Linked DNA regions of Homo sapiens: region 1 is linked to region 2. A link is a loop called in an ENCODE intact Hi-C map of the cell type or tissue named here. Cell type or tissue: endothelial cell of umbilical vein. All regions are shown on one strand. Links, peaks and the distances in the headings refer to the core of each region. The heading gives the core; the rest is flanking DNA.

Region 1 (5,379 bases), core at 83-5,082, 130 kb after region 2:
TGCTATGTAAACATGGTAGCAATAGTTTGTGTGTATTTAGCAAAACAGAGTTAAACACAGTACTTGTATTTATGAAAACAAATAAAAAGGCAAAAAAAAACCCCAACAACCTATATTTATATAAAACAGATTCCAATTCAAGAAGGTAAACTTAGCATGTAGGTTTGTCATTCTTCTTAAGATACTAATGAAGCGATAAAGAATTTAAAAGAGTATAAATCCATAGTCACAAAGATGATGAGGCATGATTTGGGCATCAGCAGTTGAGAGATTTCAACACATTTCTGGGAGATGAAAAGAGAACATGAATTGTAGACAGAGGGAGTGGAGTAGGGGGTTATGTGTGGGAGCAGACTCTGGAGGAGTGAGACTTCTCCGCCCAGACAGGGTGTGGACTGGAGTCTGCATGAGAGGAGAGGAAAACAGAGAAAGGGACTGAAAATAGGATGCTAAACACCGAGATTTTCAAAATGCTGTGGATAATTTTTTAGGACCTAGAATTCCTTATCATCTAAACCAGGTATCAAAAGTAAAGGCAGATAATGACATTTTCAAACTGCCAGGATTCAGCACGTTTACTTACTACATACTCTTTCTTAATGAAGTTCCTTGAGGATGCACTTCAATAAAAAAAAAAGGAGCGGGGAGTGGAGTGGGGGAGGAAATTGAGAAAGAAAAATATGAGGCAATGAAGAAACAAGCCAGGTTGAGAGCTATACAAATTATAACAAATGTCAGATGTCAGGCCGGGCTTGGTGGCTCACGCCTATAATCCCAGCACTTTGGGAGACTAAGGCAGGCAGATCGCTTGAGCCCAGGAGTTCGAGACAAGACTGGGCAACATGGTGAAACCCCATCTCTACCAAAAATACAAAAAAATTAGCCAGGTTGGTGGCGCACACCTGTAGTGCCAGCTGCTAGGGAGGCTGAAGTGGGAGGATCACATGAACTCGGGAAGTTGGGGCTGCAGTGAGCCAAGTCCAGCCTGGACAACAGAGACCCCATCTCAAAAAAACAAACAGGCCAGTTGCGTGGCTCACGCCTGTAAACCCAGCACTTTGGGAGGCCGAGGCGGGCAGATCATGAGGTGCAGTTCGAGACCAGCCTGGCCAACATAGTGAAACCCTGTCTCTTCCAAAAATACAAAAATTAGCTGGGCATGGTGGTGTGTGTTTGTAGTCCCAGCTACTGGGGAGGCTGAGGCAGGAGGAGTGCTTGAACCTGGGAGGCAGAGGTTGCAGTGACCCAAGATCGTGCCACTGCACTCCAGCCTGGGCGACAGAATGAGACTCAATCTCAAAAAAAAAAAAAAAAAAAAAAAAAAAAAGGAATGAAAAACACAAACGAGGGCCGGGTGTGGTGGCTCATGTGTGTAATCCCAGCACTTTGGGAGGCCGAGGCGGATGGATCACCTGAGATCAGGAGTTCAAGACCAGCCTAGCCAACATGGTGAAACCCCATCTCTACTAAAAATACAAAAAATTAGCTGGGCATGGTGGCGGGCGCCTGTAATTCCAGCTACTCAGGAGGCTGAGGCAGGAGAATCGCTTGAACCCGGGAGGCAGAGGTTGCAGTGAGCCGAAATTGCGCCACTGCACTCCAGCCTCTCCAGCCTGGGCAACAAGAGAAAAACTCCGTCTCAAAAAAAAAAAAAAAAAAAAAAGAAAGAAAGAAAAACACAAACGAATGTCTGTGGGCTGCAGGAATACTTACTTGCAAGAAGAAATATACTGGATTCCAGGCAATATATAAAGCAAGTAAGGAACTGAAAAAACAAAAACAAAAAACCAATCTGGAAGAATGTGGTGGCAAAAGCATGTTTCTTTCATTAAGAAAGGTAATGCCGCCTGGCGCAGTGGCTCACACCTGTAATCGCAGCACTTTGGGAAGCTGAGGCGGGCGGATCACCTGAGGTTGGGAGTTTGAGACCAGCCCTACCAAAATGGAGAAACCCCGTCTCTACTAAAAATACAAAATCAGCAGGGCGTGGTGGCGCATGCCTGTAATCCCAGCTACTCGGGATGCTGAGGCAGGAGAGTTGCTTGAACCCGGGAGGCGGAAGTTGCGGTGAGCCGAGATCACGCCATTGCATACCAGCCTGGGCAACAAGAGCTAAACTCCATCTCAAAAAAAAAAAGAAAAAGAAAGAAAGGTAATGCCTAAGCTGGGCGCGGTGTTCACGCCTGTAATCCCAGCACTTTGGGAGGCCGAGGCGGGTGGATCACGAGGTCAGGAGACTGAGACCATCCTGGCTAACACGGTGAAACCCCGTCTCTACTAAAAATACAAAAAATTAGCCGGGCGTGGTGGTGGGCGCCTGTAGTCCCAGCTACTTGGGAGGCTGAGGCAGGAGAATGGCGTGAACCCGGGAGGCGGAGCTTGCAGTTAGCTGAGATCGCGCCACTGCACTCCAGCCTGGGCGACAGAGCGAGACTCCGTCTCAAAAAAAAAAAAAAAAAAAAAAAAAAAAAAAGTAAAAAGTAAAATTTTAAAGAAAACAAATTTCCCAAGCATTTCTCAGTTTGCTTTTGAGAAATGATTACGGTCATTTCCTTTAAGTGGTTAGTTCAGTGAATTATAGCTTTTTGTTAATTTGATTTCACAGCACAGTTTTGAAAATCACCCCAAAAAGTACTGCATGGCTTGAGCTGGCTTTTAACAGAATAAAATTCAATTCTGCTTTGAAGTCTTTATGACCTCCTTTACAGAAATGGTGACATTGTGGGGTTCTGAGCGCACCCTGAAATCACAGGTCTTGTGTGACACTGTGAAAATTACCCAGAACCCTGGGCACCCACTCCTCCACTACGGAAGTCACCAATGCTGGCAAATAGCATAACGGGCTTGTGGCGCCCCCTACTGTCCACTAGGCAAACTGCATCACCTTCCTGAGCTACGTTCCAGGGTGAAGTTAAAAAAGAAATCTGCACTTGGAAAGACTGCATGAAGGCAGTGTCAGGCACGTGTATTTATTTACGTTCTTTAATCAATAGATATGATTTCCAAAATTATTTACATAACAATTTGGGAAATTTGAACGTAAGATGGATATTAGATGATTTGGGAATATTAAGTAATTTTCAAGCCTGGGACCGACACCTGTATGGGAGCTGAGGCAGGAGGGTCACTTAAGTGCAGAAGTTCGAGACAGACAACACAGTGAGGCACCGTCTCTACAAAAAGTTAAAAAAAAAATTAACCAGGTGTGGTGGCAGGTGTCTGGTCCCAGCTACGTAGGAGGCTGAGGTGGGAGGATTACTAGAGCCTAGAGGCCGAGGCTGCAGTGAGTGATGATTGTACCACTGTATATCAGCCTGGATCAGAGTGAGACTCTATCTCTAAATAAATAATGATAATTTTGTTTTGTTTTGTTTTTTTGAGATGGAGTCTTGCCCTGTTGCCCAGGCTGGAGTGCAGTGGCACGATCTCAGCTCACTGCAACCTCCACCTCCTGGGTTCAAGCAATTTTGTCTCAGCCTCCCAAGTAGCTGGGATTACAGGCCCACACCACCACACCTGGCTAATTTTTGTATTTTTAGTAGAGACAGGGTTTCGCCATGTTGGCCAGGCTGGTCTCAAACTCCTTACCTCAAGTGATCCAATCGCCTCGGCCTCCGAAAGTGCTGGGATTACAGGCATGAGCCACAGCTCTCGGCCAATGATAATAATTTTTAAAAAGCAAACTTCTACTAATGAATATCTACATAGAGTGTCCTTATTTTAAGAGATGCATGCTGAAGTTTTTAGGGATAAAATGTCATAATATCTGCAACCAACTGTCAAATGGCTTTAACTCTCATTCAGAGCGAAAGCCAAAGCCCTACGATGACCTACAAGGCCACGTTTAATCTTCACCACCCCTCTTCTCTGTCCTCATCTCCTCCTCCAATCCCTCCTTCTCCCAGCACCAGCCACACTGACCTTTTCAATCATCTGCATACTCTGGCCTCTTCACACCCACTTCCCTGGGCCCAAGATGCCCTTCTCATTAGAGTCTGCATTGCTGGCTCCCTCACTGCCTTCCTACCTCTCTTCAAGAGACTTCTTTTTTTTTTTTCCTTCTTTTTTTGTGAGACAGAGTCTTACTCTGTCACCCAGGCTGGAGGGCAGTGGCAGGATCACAGCTCACTGCAGCCTTGAACTCCTAGGCTCAAGCAGATCTTCCCACCTCAGCCTCCGAAGTAGCTGGGACTGCAGGCACCGGCCACCATGCCTGGCTAATGTTTTTATTTTTTGTACAGGTGGAATCTGCCCATGTTGCTCAGGCTGGTTTCAAAATCCTGGACAGGAGATCCTCCCGCCTCAACCTCCCCACATGTTGGGATTACAGGTGTGAGCCACCTTGTCCGGCCACAAAGATATCTTAGTGACACTTCCTGGCCACAGGCTAAAATTTAATCTACCACTTACCTGCGTTGTTTTCTCTTCTTCGCTCTTAATACAATTTAATGCACTAAAATTTCACTTATCTTTTTTATTGTCTGTGTTGCCCAAAACATCAGTTTACATAAAAGCTTTGATAGTGGTTGTGTTCATTGCTGTATCCACTGGACCTAAACTAGTAACCAGAATATACTTAAAACTCATCTTATATACAATGAGTGAAAAAATAAAAAGCAGTGTGTGGGCTCAAATTTTTACTCTTATAGTCAATTTGCAAATTTTGTTTTAGACTGTGGCATGTACAATGTGTGAAAGATGCCATCTGTTGATGATTGGCAGATTTGACTGGTTTGTGCTCTGAATTAAGAATAATTTACTTTTTCCAATATAAGCTTTAAGTTGAGCCTTTCTAAGTTAAAAAAAAAATCTTCCATCGTATGTCTTTTAGGTACCATTGACATCTTTCCAGGCTTTCACGACAAATTCAAAGGTCAGTGATGGCTATACACCCCCTGAGATGGGGTAGCCGGGTTATGGGTGATTTTTGTCTATCTTTAGTAAACATAAAATTTCACCCAAAATTGTTTCTAGAACAAACATAAATATAAGAGTAGGATATTAGGGCCAGGCGCAGTGGCTCATGCCTATAATCCTAGCACGTTGGGAGGCCGAGGTGGGCGGATCACTTGAGGTCAGGAGTTCAAGACCAGCCCTGCCATCATGGTGAAACCCCATCTCTACTAAAAATACAAAAATTAGCCGGGCGTGGAGGCGCGTGCCTGTAATCCCAGCTACTCGGGAGGCTGAGGCAGGAGAATTGCTTGAACCCGGGATGTGGAGGTTGCAGTGAGCCGATATTGTGCCATTGCACTCCAGCCTGGGGTATGACAGTGAAACACTGTTTCAAAAAAAAAAAAAAAAAAAAAAGGAGTAGGATGTTAGATAAGTTCAGGGATGATAAAGCCATAATGGGTTAACTAGGATGGGGGTTGATTC
Region 2 (5,379 bases), core at 122-5,121:
CATAATATGTTTAAAGAGGAAATACTGATGATAATTAAGTTCTATTTTGGGAAAAAACAAGAACACATATCTTATAGAATCGTTAAAAGTCAGCATCAAAGATATCGCAGTGTGGCAGTATTGCAGACAGAATCACCAATGCAGTATTTACTAAAACTTAGAGGAAAAAAACATGATCTGAGTCTGACCAATGCTACCAAAAATACTTAATGACAAGAAGATAGTGAAGAACACAGTTTATTGACTCATTTCAGTTGTTCAGAGGTCGTACAACTTTTAGGAAAACGACATTGTAGCAATGGATTATTAGTGCTAATTTTGAAGAAAAAAATGAAATTATAGACATACTAAAAATTTATATGCCATGGTTGAAAAGATGTATCAAACTATAAAGCAGCAGCATCGAAGATTTAAAATTTAGAATAAAAATTGATCATGTGGCATCCCAAGATATACCCCAGGTATAACTTTTTGTTATATCAAGCATCAGTCTGTTAAGATTATTAACCAGTGGAAGGTCTAACACTGTTATAAAAAATTGTATTTATTCTAAACAACTGGAATCCAGTTACCTGTTTTATTCAATGAATGCATACATATATGTCTTCTCTTAAAGATATGTATGCATCTTTGGTATGATTTCACTTTTAGCTCTTTAAGTTAACCAACCATTAATTCCAGTTGTACTAGATAAGAGTCATCAGCTGTAGAAGTGACAGTCCAGTCTTTCTTTGCATCTCTCATCGGGCATAAAAGTAAACCCTGTTCATACCCCACATGAAACTTTCTTATAACCCCCTTCTTCCTTTTTTCTCATTCTTCTAGATTTCTGCTCTCTATCCTTAATAGCACTTATCTTGCCTCTCCCACCCCTTTGTCTTTTGCCCCAGAGCATCATTCTGAGTTTGGCCACAGCTCGTTACAGGGGTCTGCCTACTCTGGCCTGGGGAAGAAATGGGAAAGAAGTCTGAGGACCTTATGGCCATTGCAGTCTTTTCCTTGGCAGTCCGAGGGAAGCGGGAGGTGATGCATGTTTTTACAGCAAGCATCCTTGTCCCTTTACATTCTGTGGAGCTCAGGCCTCATGCCTGGTCCTTGCCAGCATCATCCATACATCTCTGCCTCCAAATCCTGAGATCATTGAGCTGCATTCTCTTGCCACCTCAGCACCAAGCTCAGAGATTCCAAAATCATATTGCTAGAAAGAAGTTAAGCCAGTTTCATCCCTCAGCTCTGCTTAAATTTGTTTTTAAACCAAGCCAAAAGGAGACATCCATATTATTTTCTAAAAGATAAAATATCAGAAGCTATTCTATGTGTGCCTTTCAGCTGATGTGTGAAGTGTAACCATAAGAAATATCTCTTGCCAGGACATTATTGAGGAAGTCACAGTAGGTTACATTCGTGAGAATATATGGTCTGCTTCAGAAGAGTTGCTTCTTCGCTTTCAAGCCACAAGCTCAGGACCCATCCTTAGGGAAGAGTTTGAAGCTAGAAAATCATTTTTGCATGAACAAGAAGAGAATGTGGTCAAAATACAGGTATGTGGATCACCTGCCACTGTTTACACAAAACTGTCATATCACCTGAAAATGTTTTATTTGATAATAGAATAGTCAACTACCAGCATTCCTATAAACAAATCTGACTGCATATTTTTACATAATCAGTGCCCCTAGTCTACTTCACTAAGGCTTTAAAATAGGAAGCATTTTGATGATGAATGACTTAACCTATGGTCTTCTAGAGAGCATTTAGGAGCACCGCAGATTTGCACAGATCCACCTGCTGCCAACCTAGTTGGACCCAAAGGGATATACCTTGGATCAGAGTTGAAATCATACCTGACTTGGGGACTTTACAATTTGGCTTTTTTGTGGTTAGTAGATGTTGAGTGGCGTCTTAGTTTCTGTGCTGTTCTAGCCTGAAAGAACAGGAGAACTAATGAAATAAACAGATTTAGCCTCTCTAAGAATGTCTTCTACCTTCTGTAATCTGTCACTCTTCATTTAGGCCTTCAGGAGAAACCTTCATTCCCAATTTTTTTGCTATAAATTGTTCTTAAGTTTGCATGACTTGTCTAAACTTTCTGATTGGCAGGAGAATTTGCCAGGTTTAGATGTTTCTCTTCTGTATTCCTATAGCGCCCCCTACCAGTCACCACACTGGTTTGTGAAAGGCTGTGAGTTTGTTCTTTTTATTGTGAGTTCAAAGGGGTATTATTAACAACTGGTAAAGTCTGATGCTGATGGGTTTTTACTTTGAAGTTTCCTAAATTGAACATTTTTCTGTTGAAGACCTTCTTTTTTGTGTGGTCACTGGTGAACTCATCTGCTTTTCCCACCTAACTGTAATGTCCAAGGCAGAAAATGAATTTTACAAACATTTGTCTTCTTGTATCTTGCACATGATAGGTGCTTACATATTTAAATTTGCTTGGAGCTTAAGATATTATTAGCAAAGCAGAAATAATTAATTTTATAAAAGAAATTTCTACTATAAATCTGACACTCAAAGGATTTTTCTAGGTGGGCCAATGAGTTTACAATGTATTCCTTTAAACAAATAGTAGGCAAAACACACAGGAAGTGAACAAAAGCCTAAAAATAGTCATCTACACTGATGAGACTCTAATTTTGCACAAATTTCACGTGTCAGCCAATATAAAATTGGGACCCCACACTCTCCAGTCTCAGGTCACACAGCAGTGTTGCAGTTGGAAGATATACCACAGAGCCCACCAGTACAGAATCCCTCTATATTAGAAACCAGGGCTGAAGGATGAGAGAAATGGGGTAAGGACAGGAACGATCATTTGGAGCCTTTTTCCTCCACCTCAGCAGAGGCAAAAGAATTGACGAAGCAGCCATCAAACCATGAAGTCACCTCACCACGCCTTTTTTTCAGTCTTCTGACAATTTTCCAAAACAGAGGGCATGAGGCCTAAAGGTAAGCCTACTTTACAGATGTGGACCAGAAGTGAATAATACAGTTAATAGGAACCTGCTGACCCATAAAACCAAGAGACTGTGAACCAAAAGGTGTCATGCTAATCTCATTTCTCACCAAAGTGGCTGGTTCACCTTCAAGTAGGAAAATGTTCTGATATCTGAGAAGGTCCCCTACGTAAAACACTGTGAGCTTCCTAGCTGGCTGAACTGCCCCCCAGACACAGTAGTCTTAACACATTTGGAGAGAAATACAAAGGCAAAACTCCTAGGCCGAGGCCAGCTATACTCCGGCTACACCACCCTCCCTGCCATCAGTGGTCTGCCAAGGAAATGAGTAGTGGTACAGAGAATGTGCAGCATGATCAACATCCAGCATTCTGTCTCAAGTGCTTATGGAGTTAACTGGGAGGTGCCCAGGTCAATATAGAGGAAGTCAAGGAGAATCTACATAGCCATATTATTTTTGAGCAGTTAGAAGTCCCCGATAAAATTGCCTGAGTGAGCCAGAAAAAAAAATCTGTTCATAAACAAAAAAGATTTTATATCAGAAATAGAAAAAGGAATGTAACTTGTAAAATATAAGTGGAGTAGATATCTAGAGTTACTCTTCCAGAAGACAGGAGAAAATTTTATACTGAAGCTGCTTTATACTGTCAAGGAATTTGATAAGACATGGACTTAATGAAATAAGAAGACAATAGAATAATAAAATGAAAAGACAGCTGACAGCTAAGGAGAGGAAGAGAAATAATGATGTTATAGAATGTAAATGAATTTATAACTGCAGAATGCAAATTAGACACTGAACATAATTGGAGCAGACACAAAAAACTTCAGAAAAATCCACAAAAGATGAGAGAAAGAATAGATGACTAAAAACACACTTTCTCATCTGAAAAATATAATGCCCATTTTATTGCAGGGTGGTGAAGACTGACTGGAATAATTCACATAACAGATGTTTCCTAGTATTTGCTTCTCAAGTGCTTGATAAACTTTAGAAATGGTAAGATGATAGAGATAATGACTCAGAAGGCAGATAATGGGGATCCAATATTGATATTGTTGGTGTGGCACAGGAAAACATCAGAAAAAAATGAAATAGGATTAGAGTAGGTAACTACAGGAGGAAGTTTTTTTCATGAACTGAAGAAAGCTAGTATACTACTTTTTAGGAAAGGACATAATAGTGGCAAACACCAAAACTTAGCCCTGAGAATTAATGAATTATTGAACTTCAGCTCAGGGAGTGCCACAAGCATCCTGGTGAAGAAAAACAAGCTACTCTGAAGGAACTTCACTTCGCCAGGAGCAGTGGCAGAGTCTGTGGGCCAAGAGGAAGGGGATGGCCTGGGAGAGTCGGTCCTCAGTTGTTTTAATGTAACCGACTGCTCTTATAGATGGCTGGATTTTTTTTACCTTTGAGGAGAGGGAGAAGAGGTAAATGTTTAGGGCTTTCTTGGCTAACCGAGATCACACAAGTATTCTGTGCATCAGAAGTTGGCATTGGTAATTTGAATATCTCTATACTGAGTGTCCAGTTATCAAGCATAGCAGCCAGTGTATCAAGCCAGATTTCCCAGAGAGTAATAGTTAAAGTCTATAAAATAGAGCAATGACCTCTGAGGTCTAAGCGTTTTGACAGACTTCTTTTATACAGATACTCTGCACAGAAAATATATTTATGGTACTAGAAAACAAAACAAATAAGATGGCTATTATAAATTTTCCCACAAGTTCCCATACCAGGCAGGAGAATGAGACTGCCATTTTTGTAAATCCTTTTTTTTTTTTTTTTTTTTTTGAGACAGAGTCTTGCTCTGTCGCCCAGGCTGGAGTGCAGTGGCACCATCCCAGCTCACTGCAACCTCCACCTCCTGGGTTCAAGTGATTCTCATGCCTCAGCTTCCCAAGTAGCTGGGATTACTGGCATGCGCCACCACACCCAGCTCATTTTGGTATTTTTTATAGAGACAGAATTTCACCATGTTGGCCAGGCTGGTCTTGAACTCTTGGCCTCGAGTGATCTGCCTGCCTCGGCTTTCCAAAGTGCTGGGATTATAGGCATAAGCCACCACACCTGGCCTGTAAATCCCATCTGTCTGTAATTTTCAAAGTTTCTTTATATCAACTGTATACCCATATTTGCTTATAATAAACAGCCTCTAATTAGAGAAGAGATTACAATGTCATGGCTATGCACAAGAGTTCTGTTGTTAGGACATAATAGGAAAAGCTCATCTCAAAGGAACTAAAACTTACAGACTAAAAAAAGAAAAACAGAATTTTGGCAAATGAAAGATGAGGCATGTAGTATTCTGCTTCTATGGAACAAAAAAATTCTTTTATTATTATGCTTTAAGTTCGGGATACATGTGCAGAATGTGCAGGTTTGTTACATAGGTATACACGTGCCATGGTGGTTTGC

Evidence for each region. Peaks named below come from ENCODE experiments on the same cell type or tissue, not always from the same donor. Only the 100,000 strongest peaks of a DNase experiment are listed, where the experiment ranks them.
Region 1: it touches region 2 in a loop (11-fold over the local background); 12 of 110 quality-filtered maps call a loop at or near these places.

What each region holds. Positions count from the first base shown.
Region 1 is chr5:76,771,897-76,777,275 of GRCh38, forward strand. No RefSeq gene overlaps it. Among named protein-coding and RNA genes, the nearest start is that of F2RL1, 44 kb to the right of the region's middle. RefSeq lists an enhancer at 964-1,463. In endothelial cell of umbilical vein, for the core only: a CTCF peak has its summit at 2,860 (motif pointing left); a DNase peak (open chromatin) is centred at 2,845.
Region 2 is chr5:76,639,563-76,644,941 of GRCh38, forward strand. It overlaps IQGAP2 (IQ motif containing GTPase activating protein 2), which reads left to right. Exons shown (of 36, transcript NM_006633.5): 17 at 1,371-1,541. Among named protein-coding and RNA genes, the nearest start is that of F2RL2, 19 kb to the left of the region's middle. In endothelial cell of umbilical vein, for the core only: a CTCF peak has its summit at 2,157; DNase peaks (open chromatin) are centred at 2,149, 3,259 and 4,009; H3K27ac peaks cover 2,755 bases.